2 separate regions of the Mus musculus genome follow, and region 2 is linked to region 1. The links are chromatin loops, found by intact Hi-C in ENCODE. Cell type or tissue: heart. All regions are shown on one strand.

The links. A loop is a pair of places that touch in the nucleus more often than their neighbours do. Peaks named below come from ENCODE experiments on the same cell type or tissue, not always from the same donor. Only the 100,000 strongest peaks of a DNase experiment are listed, where the experiment ranks them.
Region 2: a loop joins it to region 1, with 2.3 times the contacts of the local background. A loop is called at or near these places in 4 of 42 quality-filtered maps.

The regions. Positions count from the first base shown.
Region 1 is chr2:154,786,887-154,794,886 of GRCm38, reverse strand. Raly (hnRNP-associated with lethal yellow) reads right to left here and starts at 3,777. Exons shown (of 8, transcript NM_001139511.1): 1 at 3,339-3,777. In heart, CTCF peaks have their summits at 4,211 (motif pointing right) and 7,426 (motif pointing left); DNase peaks (open chromatin) are centred at 3,006, 3,576, 3,966 and 4,746; H3K4me3 peaks cover 3,998 bases; H3K27ac peaks cover 3,170 bases.
Region 2 is chr2:154,652,083-154,660,082 of GRCm38, reverse strand. It overlaps Chmp4b (charged multivesicular body protein 4B), which reads right to left and starts at 3,057. Exons shown (of 5, transcript NM_029362.3): 1 at 2,712-3,057. The coding sequence starts at 2,901. In heart, no CTCF peak of the experiment used is centred here; DNase peaks (open chromatin) are centred at 2,012 and 3,142; H3K4me3 peaks cover 3,254 bases; H3K27ac peaks cover 3,395 bases.

The DNA.
Region 1 (8,000 bases):
TGAACTCCAGGTTCATTCTCAAGCACCACAAAAGAAAGAGAAAAAAATGGCACTTTATCAAACCTACTAGTCAATGAACTCTGACCTTAGAATACAGGCCAAGTCAGCTATCAGACTTTTATGTTTGTTTTCTTGTCCTACTCCTCACTTCTGGAATACTACCTACTCCAAAGCCACATTACCATCAGAACAAAATTCCAGCTACTTTTGTAAATATAAAAAATCTCACAAAACACAGAAACAGATGAACCAAAGTGAATTTTGAAAGACTAAATGTGACACCTAACCCCACCCTAACCACAGCAGTGAGGATCCATAAGAATTTCTAAGACTCCAGACTCCAAACAGTCCCTTTTGTGTGCCTTTATGGAGAGAGAAGAACACAAGGGGGGTGCTTGTCACTGAGATAATCCACTTACTCAGCTGACAAGTTTTGATCCTAGCTGCTGTCACAGCTCCTGATCACGACAGCTCCGGATGCCCAAACCCTAATGGCAAATAAACATGGACAAACAATCAAAGAATATGTCTGGGTTCAAGTTCAAGAATAGAAGATCTCATCTGAAAATACAGGGGCTGATATAATCCATAACTCGCTTCAGCAATAAAGCTTGAACTACAGAGGGGAAAAGGGGGTTTTGCCAGAGGCACACCAGGCCTGCATTCCTGCTCTGGGGATGTCACTCTACTGCAGATGGGAACTAGTAAATCATCCTGCATTTACCGAACACTGTGAAATGAAGGAAATGCTAGCTGTGGCAATCACAAAAGGACAAAGATTGAATTATTTCACTTCACTGTGAAAGTCCTAGGGTAATCAAATTTACACCAGAACACAAAATGGTGTTTGCCAGAAGTCTTCAACAAGTAGTGTATGACCAGGAGAATTTCAGTTGGGAAAAGGTATGATAATTTGGCAATGTCAGCTGTAGAACAATTTGACTATACTTAATCCCACATAATTGCACACTGTAAAACTATTACAATGCCAACTGTTTAAAATTTGACATATATATCTGATACCACAATTTTTTAAAGCATCTGACTTTCAATGTTACTGTCTGCAGAGTGAATCCAGCTTGGCTCTGAACAAGTCAACGGAACCTTTCTCTAAGCCTGTTTCATCTGTAAAGTAGGGACAATAAATATCTAGTTCATAGACTGCTCCAAGGATTAAATGACACGTTCCACTAAAACTCTTCAGACCTATAACTAATAAAGGTTAGCTACTATTAGTGATAACAAGCATTCTCACAATTATTTCCTTGTAGTCTCCATAGTACCTGTACCTTGAGACTTTACACATAAGGAAACAGACTCAAAGGACCCCAAGAAGTGGCTCAGCTCTTTGAACAACACCAGCTAAATCCTGTGATCCTAAAGGCAAATGTTCCAATCTTGTCTCCACTGCCTGACACTACAAAGGCATAAATAAAGCCCTGCAAACGACTTCACACTAGATTAGAAATCAGATAATGGTTACAGCAGAGTACCTAAACCATTCGGAAACTAAAACAAAATTGGTAACAAGAAAATACAGACACTGCCTTTTAAACATTGAGGCAGAAACAGCAGCTGAATTTACACAGGATCTTCTGAGATGTCCAATTACCTGAGACTCATGATCTTAAGGCCTGAAAAGGTAGCTCATACTCAGGAAATGGCAATGTACAGGAGGTGTAACAACAAAACAGACTCAAAGAAAGGCTACTAGGAATCTAGTAATCACCAAGGTAGTCCATTCAGATGACATCCCCCTTTCCAAGGGTCAGAAAAAACGGAAAGAAGGGGTGGTTTATCGAGCCATCAACCTCCTATGTTCCACCATTACTGTATCCTAGACTCTGAAGGGATGGAGGAAACACAGTAGACCTACAGGTCCAAGGAACTAATGCAAACCTGTGAACCTTCTCAAGAACCAGATCCCAGCAGCCAGTATCAAACTCACTGCAAACACACTGCAAAAGGAAAACAGGTGCCAAAGTTAAGTTTAGCTCTCTTTAATCCCTCTAGGCCATGTTGGAAGACAAAAGAAAAATAACACTATCTGAAGGCAGGGAGTTAAAGATGACTGGAGCTGCCTACATTTCTGACTGACTGATCGCTAGGACTGAGGTGGGGGGATGATGGAGACATGCAATAAACAAAGTAAAGGGTGGACTTCCGTGAGGTCCTGAAGCTAAACACCTCAGAACTATGTTTGAGACTTAAGATCTCTGGACCAGTCTAAGCACAACACCAGCAAAAACATTTCCTCCTAACCACTTTCCCTCAGAGTTCTGATAGCAACAAAAGGAGATTTTATCTATGGCAGATCAGTCCCTGTCTCTCAGTCAATGTCTCAGAGAGGAGCCTACCTTTCTTACCTATACGGTGTTAAGACTAACGGTAAATCAAAATGCCCTCTGCACAAAGAGATTTCCTATCAGGAAATAAGTAACGGTTACTAACAGCTTTGTACTTCTACGGCGGTTTCATGTCTCTGAACCTTGATTTCTGCTCCTGTGAGCAGGGACAGCTCTGGAAGACCGGTGTGGACATGAGGCGATACATTCACGAAGTTCCTGGGTCAGTCTCGTTAAACGTTACCTGTTGGCATTTAACGCTTCTGCCCTGTACTAACTCCCTCCCTGAATTCACTAACACCCGGAGAGGCTGCGTTCCTCCTTGACCCCATTTCACCCAGGTGAAAACTGAGGCTCGGGCTGGAGCAAAGTGGGGGACGCGGCCCCCCAGTTCGAGGGCTGGCCGTTCCCTTCCGCGCTCCACAAGACACCGAGCAAAGGCTAGGCAAGGGTAGCGAGAAAGGCGCTCAGACAGACCCGTGAGGGAAAAGAAAGGACCAGTTTTGCGCGCCTAAGGGAACCTCAAAGAGCTGGACCGACTGGAAAGCCGGAAGAAACCCGGGGCCCCAATCCAGGCCAGAGCCAGGCCCCAGCCCGCCCGAGGCCTCCCCGGCGCAACCTCCGCTCCCTCCCCTCCTCCCCTCGCCGGTCGGGGCGGGGCGCAGCACAAAAGACTCCAACTTCCGAGCGGGCACCGGCCCACCCCCAACTCCCGGCCCGCGCCCGGCCGACCGACCGGAGGCGAGCTGCGAATACCAGGCGTCCAGGGGCGGGCGCGCGTGGCCCCGGGGCAGGCGACCCGGGGCGGCGGGCCCGGGAGGGAGCACAGAGGGAGGGGGCCGAGAGTTACTCCGGCTCCCAGGACTCCCGGGACCGCGGAGAGAAAGAGTTTCTAAAAATAGGCACCGGCCCGCCCGAGGAGGTGAGGAACGAAAAAGGCACACGGAACAGCCCGCCCGCACTCCTCAGGAGCGGCCCGCGGCCCCCACTCACCCGCGCCGAGGTCTGGAGGAAGCCGCGCGGCACCGAAGGGCGACGGCGCGTCTGCTCTCGGAGGGCGGGAGGGAAGAGGCGGCCCTGGCCGCCGCGTGAGGAGCCCGAGCACACGCGCGAGAGTCGCGACCGCTTCCGCCCCCTCGGCTTCCCTCGGCTCCGCACCCCGCGCCGCTCGCGCGCCCCGCCGCACTGACAGAGGCGCGAGCCCCGCAGCCGCGAGTCCTTCGCTCGGCCGCCACCAATGGGGCGAGCGCGGGGAGGGGGAGTGCTGGACAGGCGTCTGCACTCGGCCTGCCCGCCGCCCCGGCTCCTACCCGGTTCTCCTCTCGGTCCTCCGAATAGGATCCTGCCACCCGAGCACTCAGTCCCCAGCGCCGCCCTGCACGGGCCGGGCTCTCCAAACGCGTGGGCTCCCTGCACACCCCTCGCGCCGGGCTTTGGAAAGGTCCAGAGCTTCGGCGCGCAGAGGAGGAGGGCGGGGCCGGGGCGGGGTCTAGCGTGGGGTGGGGGGACGGAGGAGGCAGGCGGGGCTGAGGGAAAGGAGTTTGTGGCTTCCACCAGCCGGGTGCTGAAGGCGGGGCGGAGGGGGTCCCGAGGGCTGACGGGCGGGAGGACACGAGGGAGGAGCAGCAGGCTGAGGGCGGAGCCGGGGTGGGGGGGAAGAGCGTGCCCAGGGGAGGAGTCTGAGGGGCGGAGCTTGGGCCTACGGAAGCGGAGGCGGTGCTAAGAGGTTGCCGCCGGTCTGCAGGAGGTGGGCCTTGGTAACACCGCGGGCAGGACAGTCGGAGGTAGACCCTGGGCGGGAGCCGGAAGGAGGAAGATCCTAAGGGAGGAGCGCGGCGCGGGGGTGGCGCTTGATTGGGCGAGGCCTGGAGATGGAGCCCTCTCTGTTAGCTGGAGGCGGTGCGGCAGGGGCCAGAAGCAATTGGAGCGGTTATTTCACTTTCTAGGAATTAGAATGCTACCATTCGCTGGGAAGGCTTGGGGTTGGGCGGAGACGCTTCGATGTCTGGGGTCTCTCGTCAAAGGTGGAAAAAAAAAAAGCCTGATTAAGTAGTTTTGCCCTTATGGGATGAAATGTTTTCTTACTTAATCTGGGTGTTGGTTCTTCCTCCTAAATATTTATCATGTCAGGATCTCCCATTTGAATCAGTTTTTCAGTCTCCTGTCTCTCCCACTTACATCCCCAATTTGCCTCTCCAGACCATCAGGGGGTCTTCTGAGAGCAAAGAGGACCATTGTCAGCTATAGTCACAAATCTCCCAGAAAGCTGGAGACGTACTTATTTGTATTCCCCATTCCCTTCAGACCTGTGATTTCATTACCTGTTGGGAATTAGGACAGAGTTTGAGGCAGGGTCTCTGTAGCCCGGGCCAGCTTTGTACTTGCTCTGTAGCCGAGAATAATCTTGAACTCCTAATCCTCCCTGCTTCTGCCTTCCAACTGCTGGCATCACAGCGAGGCCAGGCCTCTTGAGTTCGGGAATGGGTGATTCAAACAGGTTCTCAGCCTTGAAGAGCAATCAGTCTTACTCACTAAACCATCTCCCCAGCGCCAAGACCAGGAATTCTTTACTGGTTTTTGTACATTACTGTGTTTCCAGACCTACTATGGTGATCAATAAACACTTCCATCAATCAGTCCAGCCCCTACCAACCTCCTCTGCTTTTTCTGGTTTTATCCAGCTCCTCACTTCCCTCTCTGTGTAACAGTCTTCCTATATTTGCTCAAATATACCATCTATTCTTTGTTGGGTTTCCTTGTCCGTTTGTTTTTTCAAGACAGGGTTTCTCGGGGTAGCCTTGGCTTTCCTGGAATTCACTCTGTAAACCAGGCTGGCCTCCACCTCATGTGCCACCACCGCTAGACTTTGGATATAGCAATCTATTAACTAACACCTCAGGCAGCCTTTTCACTCATCCCATATTCAGGAGGAGCCTCCTCCTCTGAGAAGCATTCTCTGAACTTGCAGCCCCACTGTCAGGCAAGCTGCCACTGGTGCCCTGCTCCGGTCGTGGCTTCCATTAGAAAAGATTGCAGATGATAGTCTGCTGCCACTGGGAATTCTGTGCACATTCTACAAGGTCCTGAATACCTTATCACCCGCTGCCACCCTCCTGACACTGTAAGCTTTAGTCTGCTATTTTGCTCCAGTTACTTCTTGGCTTTTTTCCTGGTCTTCTAAAATGCCAGGTATACTGCTTCTTGTGGGCCTTTGCTTTTGCCCTCATGTTATTCTCCTAGATATTGCTATGGCTTGCTCCTTGCCATTTAAACAGTTTCTTTTGTGCTTTTTTTCTTTAGCTTTTTTTTTTCTTTTAAGTTTTAGGTTTTGGGTTTGTTGGTTTGTTTAATGTTTTTGTTTGTTTGAGACAGAGTCTCACTCTAGCTATCCTAGAACTCACTATGTAGACCAGGCTGTCCTCAAACAACCATAGATTTGCCTGCATCAGTCTCCTAAATGTTGGGATTAAAGGTGTATACCAGGGGCTGGAGAGATGGCTCAGCGGTTAAAATCACCGATTGCCCTTCAGGAGCTCCTGAGTTCAAATCCCAGCAACCACATGGTAGCTTACAACCATCTGTATTGAAATCTGATGCCCTATTCTGGAGTGTCTGAAGACAGCTACAGTGTACTTACATATAATAAACAAATAAATCTATGAGGAAAAAAATAAAGGTGTGTACCACTATGACCAGCCATCTTCAGGCTTTCTAAAAAGAACTCTTACATGGTCAGGAGTAATAGTCCAGCACATGGGAAGCAGAGACAGGGAGATCTTTGGGAGTTTGAGGCTACTAGTCTACATACCAACTTTCAGGCCAGCCAAGATTATACAGTGAAACCCCGTCTTAATTAATTAATCAATTAATTGTCTTACCTGTCCACATTTTAGATAGCCACCTTTCACTACTGTATTCTTTCTTGTTAGATTCTTCTCCAGAACAATGTCCCATCTGAAATGTGTATATTAGCTGATTGTCTCTCTGCCAAACACACTTCCACTACAGTGTGATGAGTGCAAGGACAGGCTATTGTCTGTCTTGTTCAGTCTTCAATGCATAAAAATAGTAGATCCCTCATTTAATGTCTGTTTTATGGTTGACCATAACAAATCCAACAAAGAAATGTCAAGAAGACTCTCAGTATCACCTCAGAAGAGTCTCACAAGATGAGAATTTGAAGGGCGATGTTTCTAAGAAAATATGCTGGCAACACTAGCTAACAGTTATGCAGCACTAACTAGTTAGTTACCAGGCAGTGCACTGACTGCTCTTCAAGCTTAACCCCTGTAACAGTCTTATGAAATAAGTACTATTAAAATCCCCATAAGTGAGGAGACAGTCACAAAAGAGGTTAAATTCCCCAAAACCACACAGCTAGAAAAATGATGAAGTCCAATTTTAGAGTCTACATGCTAAATGATTGTGCTACGTTTTCTCTAATTTTTTTTTTTTTAAAGACAGGGTTTCTCTGTGTAGCCCTGGCTGTCCTGGAACTCACTCTGTAGACCAAGCTGGCCTCGAACTCAGAAATCTGCCTGCCTCTGCCTCCCGAGTGCTGGGATTAAAGGCGTACTCCACTACGCCCGGCCCCTAATTATTTTTTAAGACTTATGTGTATGGGTGTTTTGCAATCCTGGTGCCTGATTGCCTGATGGGGTCAGAAGAGGGCGTCAGATCACCTAGAACTGGAGTTACAGGTGGTTGTGAGCCACCTTGTCGGGTACTGGAAAACCAACTCAGGTCCTCTGCAAGAGCAACAAGTGCTTAACTACTGAGCCAGCTCTCCAGTCTTCCTAATTATTAAAATCCCAGGGTAAGCCAGGCATCGTCTTTGTTTTTGTTTGTTTGTTTGTTTGTTTTTTCCTTAGTTACCATTAGGGACAACAGCAAAAGACAAGATGTTGTAGAAGTTTTGGAGGAAAATGAAACTTAGAAAATATTTCTTGGAGCTGGAGAGATGGCTCAGTGGTTAAGAGCACTGACTGCTCTTCTAGAGTTCCTGAGTTCAATTTCCAGCAACCACATGGTGGCTCACAACCACCTGTAATGGAATCTGATGCCCTCTTCTGGTGTGTCTGAAAACAGCTACAGTGTACTCATATACATAAAATAAATAAATCTTTTTAAAAAAAATTTAAATCTGAAAAACTGTGTCTGAAACCTGATGAAACTGTTCAGAAAATTCACTCACTTCTGGATTTTTTTTACTTAGGGTTAGTGATATTGGGGCAAAGGGGGGTGTACAGAAGTTTACATGAGTATCTTCCACGATCTTTCCCCACCTTTAAAAAAAAAAAACAACACTTTTATCTCTGTTTATTTTATTCCCATACTGTAAGGTTTTTGTTTCATCTAGAATATCTTTTTCTTCTGTGCTTAGGAACACTTTGTGCCAATGTGGGCTAATCTGACCCTGAGCTCTGTAAATTCAGTGCTGTGTCATCGGGGCTTTGTTCACCAGGACATGCTCAAAGACCAAAGATTCTACATCCAAATGCTCGCGTTCAGCATCACTCCGAATCATTAAGCTTGTGTGTCAAGAACGCAGCCCCTTTTCAGGCCGCCCCGTCCTGGTAAGCCAGGCGTCTTGGTACGAGCCAAAGTGTCTGGCCCTGGCACTCCTCCCAGTATCCCCGTTACACCCACAGAACG
Region 2 (8,000 bases), 130 kb after region 1:
ATTTCTGAGTTCGAGGGCAGCCTGGTCTACAGAGCGAGTTCCAGGACAGCCAGGGCTACACAGAGAAACCCTGTCTCGAAAACCCAAAAAAAAAAAAAAAAAAAAAAAAGAAAAAAGAAAAAAAAAGAACCTCTCCCTGTAACCTCAACCATCTAAACACACTTCACCACTGACTTCTAAAATTACTCCTGGCCCTTCCCACCCCCACATTTCCAATCCTGACTTCTTCCAGGAAGACAGGCAGTGTTTTCTCATTTCTGACATTCAGAGTCCCAGCCAGCAGTAGGTCAAGATATGAATGGTGTGCACATGGTGGTAGTAAAACCTCACAGCACTGTCTAAGGAAGTGGTTAGGTCCTAGGACAAGAATACATCAGACCTCAAAACAATAAAAAGAAGGGAAGCTTGCAGCAGCTCCTGTCCTCACAGGCAAACTCAAAAAGACAGAGAAAGTTCAACAATTTTCCTACAACTGAGTCACTTCTCCAGTCTCTCTACAAGCGTGTGGAAAGCCAGTTCGGTCCCCTATACAACTGCAGAAACTAAGCTAGCCTGGCCAGGGACCTGAGTTACTGATCTCACTGTATGGCAGGAGGGCAGTGTGCTCGGCGTCTGGGAGGCAGGAGAGGATGCATATTGACAACCCTCCTCCACTCCACAGTGAGGAAACAAACCTCCAACATGCAGACTGGCAAAATCCAGGACTCTAATTACCACTGGTGAAAAGAGGGTCCTGATTAAGGCAGAGCTGTCAGAGAAAAGGGCTGATTAGAGAACACAGCCCCGTCCGTTCTTCTCCACAGCTCTAACTGGTGTCCGGTCCACAGATGGATGCCTGCACCTTCCCTACATGCCCTTCCCACTCTCCAGACACAGCCAGATGCTTAAAACTCTAACCAGTGATTAGGACTGGCTTCAGAACACCCTTCAAAAGCTTTCCATCCACTTAGAATTCAAACTCTGATGTTAGCAATTCAAGGCCCACCCCTCCCTTCGCTTCCCCCACTCTCCCTTCAACCACTAGAAAGATACAGAGATCTTTCAACCTCTTAAAGCAGGCCAACTTCCCAGCCATTCCTCTGCTATTCTCCCAACCAAGAAAAATCCCCCCAAAGCTGGGTACTTCAAAAGGCCGCAGTTCAAACTTGAACTTTTCAAAGATGTTACCCTGACCATCCTACCAAGACAGCACCCTACTCTATCACTATGACCCCACTTCTTAGTCGTAATTAGTGCTCATCACTAACATCTCCAAATTGGTTAGTTTCTTCATGTAGTGTCTCCCCTACCCCCACCATCTTCCTTTTTGAGACAGTATCTCTCTTGTTGGCCATCTGGGCCTTCAGACTGCTCTGTAAACACGGATGACCTTGGCCCTCCTGCCTCCACCTCCCAGGTCTGAGCTTACAGGCTTTCAGGGACATGCACGGCTAGTACCTTTTCTTTAAAGCAGACATTGTTTGATATCCCTCTATGAATCAGACTGGATGTCCTGGGTACTCAGAATTCCCTCAATGTTTGCTATGATATTGGCAGAGGAGCAGCCCTCAAGATAGGTTATCATTGTGATACAAAACAAGCTAATGTTTCCCATGTTAGTTAAGCCCCTACTAGTACTGGATATTATAAACACTCTTAGGAGGATAAATCCACTAAAGGTCACAGTCCCGGAAGAAATTTCCCTGGTAACCTTCTGGGTTAAATACTTGTTTGCATGATTCCTAAGCCAGCCCCCCCCCCCCACCTCTCTCTATCTCTCAACTTCGGCCCACTCTCAAGGGGTGACCTGTCACGCTATGATTCATGCTCACATTGTTGTAACAAAAACACACATGAGCATTTTGACTTTCTTTACAGTCATTCACACATTTTCACATCCATCTCACTGAAGAAAACTACAAGGTACTTCCTAGACAGTTTCGATTCCTAGACAGGAAGCAAAGAAGCTTTCAAGTTCCAATCAACAACAGGACTGGGTCAACAGAGGCAGAGTCCTCGTCATTTCTGGTTCAGGAGGAACGGGGAAGTGGTGAGTCACAAGAGGGTAAGGCTTACAACACGGAAGCTCTGAGAATCACAGGGTTATCGACATCTTAGGTCTTCCAGTGGCCAGCTCCTAGCCGGTGGATGTGGAACTCAAAACTTAACAAGTACACTCAACAAGTGAACAGACAGAGCGGGTCCCAGAGGGTCTCTTCACTCCCCAGTTCTCTTTTTTCTCCATAAAGGAAGCTTCTCAAGAAGACTCCTAAGTCAGGGGCAGAAGGCAGCTCAGACGTCACCAAGGGCTCAGGAGAGGACAGAGGTGGACCAAGAAACACATAAATGATAGGGTGGGGCAAAGAAATGAACCAAGGTGGGGGTAGAGGCAGTGGCTGGGAAGATGGGTGAGGCCAAAGAGAAAAGAATACAATGGAACAGAGTGGAACAGACTGAGCAAAGTTAAAGTGCTGTGAGATCTGGGTCAGAAGAGGCCTGCCAGGGTAGGGAGAGTTTGAAGGGAGTCTGATGATGCAAGTGAACCGGCTCAAGGAGACCCAGAAGGAGTCAGATGGAAAGGGATCCCCGGCTCGGCTGGACAACGAAAGAAGTCTGGCCGGAGAGTTCCAGAGTCGAGAGAGACCCCGAAACGAGTTAGACAAAGTGGAGTCCGGGCCTGGGGAGCCTTAGGAGAGCCAGTGGAGAGTCTGATGGGGCCCCAGCCGTCTCACCGCGTTTATTTTTGGTGCCGTGCTTCTTGGCAGCCGTCAGCTCCTGTTCGATTTTCTTCTCCAGGAACTCCTGCTTCTTGCTTAACATCTCCTCCGTGTCCCGAAGCCGCTGGATGGCCTCCTGGGGGGTCGGGCCGCCCTTGCCCGCCTTACCCCCTCCAGCCCCGAACAGCTTCCCGAACACCGACATGGTTGCTGCTCGCCGCGCCGGCCTCCGGCGCCCACTCCGGCTCGGCTCGGCTCGGCTCGGCTCGGCTCCCGCGCCCACTCCCGGCCTGCCGCTCCCCGCAGCCGCAGGCCTCGCCTCCACCTCCGCCCCGCAGCTGGGCCCGGCCGCGCCACCTCCCACAGGCCCCCACGCCCGGGCCCGGCCGGCGTCAGGGCAACGCGCCGCTGACTACAGCTCCCAGAGCACCACGCGCCCGCAGCCCCTCGAGTCTAAGGGAGGACCGCGCGCTGCAAGCCGGGAGTCTGAGTTTTCCGGCTCCTGGCGTACTATGGCGCATCTTTTTAGTCTCGCAGAGGTCAAAGGGCAATGTGGCATGCTGGAAAATGTAGTCTCTTTGGAATGTGTTCCGTAGAGATGAAAGACCAGGAAGAGAAGAAATAACTATTACAAAAAGAGGGGTTCGTTGTGCTGGTCCGTGATAGAACCCTGGACCTAATTCACAGCACGGGAAGTAATAGTGATAACAACATCACTCATTTTCTATGATCTCTGGAACATAGTACTTTACAATCATAATCACATTTGATTCTTAAAGCAGTTTACAACAGATAATGCTGTTCCTATTTTGTGTGTCTGTTTTGGAACCAGACTTTCATGTAGCCTAAGCTGGCCTTGAAGTTCCTAAGGATCAGAGGCTGGCCTGTCTCTGCCTCTGAAGTGTTGGATCTGTGCTGTTCCTAATTTATATGTCAGTGAATCAAGCCCAGGAAACTGGCTGTCTAACTAGCTTACTTTACCAGACCGGTCAGTTCTCTCTACTTGGATGAGCTGTCATTCTCTTTATTCACCTAAGAGACCTTCTGAAACCTAAAATAGACTAACCACCTTGGCAGTGTAATTCAACAGCAAAGCTTCAAAATCAGCCTCGAATATTCATTTAGATACTTACTTCCTCTTGCTTTCCAAAGCTGTAAATTTGAAATTGTCACAAGTCCTCTTAAAAGAGTTTGTAAGTGAGATAGGAATATAAAGGGCCCAGCTGACTACAGGCACTCAAATAAAGATGTGTGTTTTAAACAGGACTTGGCAATTCATGCCTATAATCTCACATCTTTTGAAAGGCTGAGATAAGAGGGCTGCCATGTGGTGGCACATGCCTTTAATCCCAGAGGCAAAGGCAGAGGCAGGTAGATTTCTGAGTTATAGGCCAGCCTAGTCTACAGACTGAGTTCCAGGACAGCCAGGGCTATACAGAGAAACCCTGACTTGAAAAAACCTCCTGAATGTAATTGTATTTCTGGCACTGAAAAAAAAAAAAGAAAGAAAGAAAGAAAGAAAGAAAGAAAGAAAGAAAAAGAAAAAACCTCCTGTCTGTTTGAGTTCTGACCTGCTTTCATGATGATCAATGATATGGAAGTATAAGCTCAGTAAACCATTTCCTCCCCGAGTTGCTTTGGTCACAATAATAGTAAGACACTCTAGGAGTATAGAAAGTCATGTTTGGGGGGATTATATTAGAAAACTCAAATTTAACTTAAATACTCTTACCACACAATTGGCATCCGTCTCTGGGGAAGAATTTGAACCTACATTGGGACTCTTGGTTTTGTTGTTGTTGTTTTTTGGTTTTTTCGAGACAGGGTTTCTCTGTATAGCCCTGGCCATCTTGGAGCTCACTTTGTAGACCAGGCTGGCCTCGAACTCAGAAATCCGCCTGCCTCTGCGGGACTCTTGTTTTTAAAAGGGTGCTGAAAGCCAGGGGCAGTGTCTGTCTATAGTGGCTGACACAGGAAACCTGGAGTTCCAGGCTAGTGTGGCCTTCATAGCAAAATTCTGTCTTGATCTCTAAAAGAAAATGAAGACGGAGGAGGAAGAAGAGGAGGAGAAGAAAAACTGAGACATCCATGATGTCTGCCTAGGATATGGGTACATCGCGCTGACACACGGACAGCTGCCGCCATCTTGCCTGAGGATTTGCCTGCCGTGGCAAGACTCACAGAGTACATCGGTTAGACACCAGTTGGGCTTCACTGTTCTGGCCTTTGGGTCAAGTGCGGGTCCTTTTGAAAAGCTTTCTTAACTTCTAACACCTCCGTAAAAGCCATGTGACAAACAGGGCTGGAGTGCTCTCTGGCTGCTCTGCCAGGCTCAGTTCCCAGCACCCATGTATGCGGTGGCACTCACAACTGCAGCCCCAGCCCCGGGAGAGCCATCGCCCTCTCTGACCTCCTCAGACACCAAATGCACGTGTAGCACAAATATATACACACATGCAAAACACCCATATAATAAAAGAATCTTTCTTACTTAAAGCCTCGTGAAAATAAGCAGAACATGGGTTACCCTGAACGAAAGAACCAGGGCACGAACACTCAAGGCAACCTTTCTGCCTTCACCTCTCAAGTGCTGGGATTATAGACAGACATGAACCACCATGCCCAGCTGGGTATCTTTTTGCTTTATTATTTCCAGTGCTAGCGATTGAACCCAAAGCACAGGGAACTGTGCTGGGTATGCTTGTTTACATCCTTAATCCCAGCACTCAGGAGTCAGAGGCAGTCGTTTCTCCATGAGTGTGAGGCTAGCCTGGTCTGCGGAGTGAGTTCTAGGTTTCACACGACTACATAGTGAGACCTTATCTCAAAGGGTGGTGCTGGAAATTACCTCCCTGGAGAGTCAGGTTGGGGATAGGCCAGACCCGACCCAGCAGAACCTGAGGGGGGAGAGGGAGATGTGTGCTGGAGGGGACCTCTTCCCAAAGCAATGGTGGGTTCAATTGAGTCTCTGTAAACCAAGTGGAGGCACAGGATGGGCTCACAGACTCCAGTAGATGACCTTAGCCTAGTAGATGACCCATACTCTCCCCACTACACTCCAGTGGATGGAAGGAATGGTCCATATTCAACCCTTTAGAACATTCGGTGGGCTCAGCCCTCAAAGCAATCCAGAACCCCAACACTTGTCACGCGCTTCGCTGCTGTCACTCCACGCCTGGTCACCATCACCTCTTGCTTGGACTATTGCAGTAGCCCCTTGAAGTGTGCCCCACAATAACTTCCCAAAGACACCTATCCCCAGAGTGTCCCTTAAAGGTTGTGAGAGGAATAGTATTCTGGATTATCCAGTTAGACATGGTGTAATTACAAGGAGGACTGGTATGCAGGACGCTCCTCCTGACTTTGAAGAGGAAGCCAGGCCAAGCCAAGAAATGCTGACTTTAAGAATCGAGAAAGGGCTGGTGAGATGGCTCAGTGGGTAAGAGCACCCGACTGCTCTTCCGAAGGTCCAGAGTTCAAATCCCAGCAACCACATGGTGGCTCACAACCATCCGTAACGAGATCTGGCGCCCTCTTCTGGAGTGTCTGAAGACAGCTACAATGTACTTACATATAATAAATAAATAAATCTTTAAAAAAAAAAAAAAAAAAAAAAAGAATCGAGAAAAATGGGCTGGAGAGATGGCTCAGCAGTAAAGAGCACCAACTGCTCTTCCACAGGTCCTGAGTTCAATTCCCAACAACCACATGGTGGCTCACAACCATCTGTAATGGGATCTGATGCCCTCTTCAAGTATGTCTCATGACAGCTACAGAGTACTCATATATGTAAAATAAGTAAATCTTGAAAAAAAGAAAGAGAAAGAGAGAGAGAGAAAGAGAGAGAGAGAGAGAGAGAGAGAGAATCTAGAAAAACCCAGGTGGTGGTGATACATGTCTTTAACCTAGCACTCAGGAGGCAGAGGCAGGCAGAGTTATGTGAGTTCAAAACTAGCCTGGTCTACAGAGTGAGTTCCAGGACAGCCAGGGCTACACAAAGAAATCCTGTCTTGAAAATGGGGAGGGGGATTCAGAGATGTGATTGCTCAGTAGGTAAAGGCACTTGCAGCCAAACCAGAGGACCTGAGTTCATACCCACACACATAAATAAAATGCAATTTTTTTTTTTTTTTTTTTTTTTTGGTTTTTCAAGACAGGATTTCTCAGAAATCTGCCTGCCTCTGCCTCCCGAGTGCTGGGATTAAAGGCATGTGCCACCATGCCTGGTTGTAATTTTTGTTTTTTTGTTTTTTTGTTTTTTTTCTGGTTTTTCAAGACAGGGTTTTCTGTGTAGCCCTGGCTGTCCTGGAACTCACTCTGTAAACCAGGCTGACCTTGAACTCAGAAATCTGCCTGCCTCTGCCTCCTGAGTGCTGGGATTAAAGGCATGGGCCACCACTCCCGGCTTGCAATTTTTGTTTTTAAGACAGAAAGTAATGGATAGATTTGTCCTCCCCTAAACTCCCTCGTATTAACACAACCCTGACTTAAGCAACAAGCAATATGAGCCTCTGACCTCCAAAACTATACAAAAAAAAGTTATATTGCTGAAGCACTATGTTTATTGTCATTTGTACCGCAGGAGCCTGATACCCCTCCCCACAGGCTGTGCCCTCTTCATCCTTGCCTCTAGCATTACCTCTGTACATGGTAACCGGTAACCAAAGATGCTTAAAAAGAAAAGTGCGACAAAAGCTAAGCAGAGTGATGTATATCTCAAACCCAATTCTCAGGAGGCCAAGGCAGGAGGATCAGGAATTCAAACCCACTCTTGTCGAGTTCAAGGCCAGCTTGGGCTACTTGAGACCCCAAACCAAATCACTTTTGAGTTTGGGGTGTAGTTCAGTGGCAGAGTCATTGCCTCACATGCACAGGTTCTGGATGGATCCCCAACAGAGCAGAGACTCCTACAGGGGCCAGAGAGAGGCCAGAGAGAGCCCAGAGAGAGGCCAGAGAGAGCCCAGAGAGAGGCCAGAGAGAGCCCAGAGAGAGGCCAGAGAGAGGCCCAGAGCTTAGAACATCTGCTGTTCTTACAAAAGATAGAGTTCAGTTCCCAGCAACCATGGTCACCATGCGAACAGAGGTTCTCAACCAGCTGTGACTGCAGTTCTCAGGATGGGAGGCCCTCTTCTGTCCTCCACAGGCACATAGATGCACATATATAAACAAAACTTTCCCTATATGTGGTATATATCTGTCTAGGCTGCACGAGAGACTCAGGCTCTCTCTGTCTCTGTCTCTGTCTCTGTCTCTGTCTCTCTCTCTCTCTCTCTCACACACACACACACACACACACACAGCATC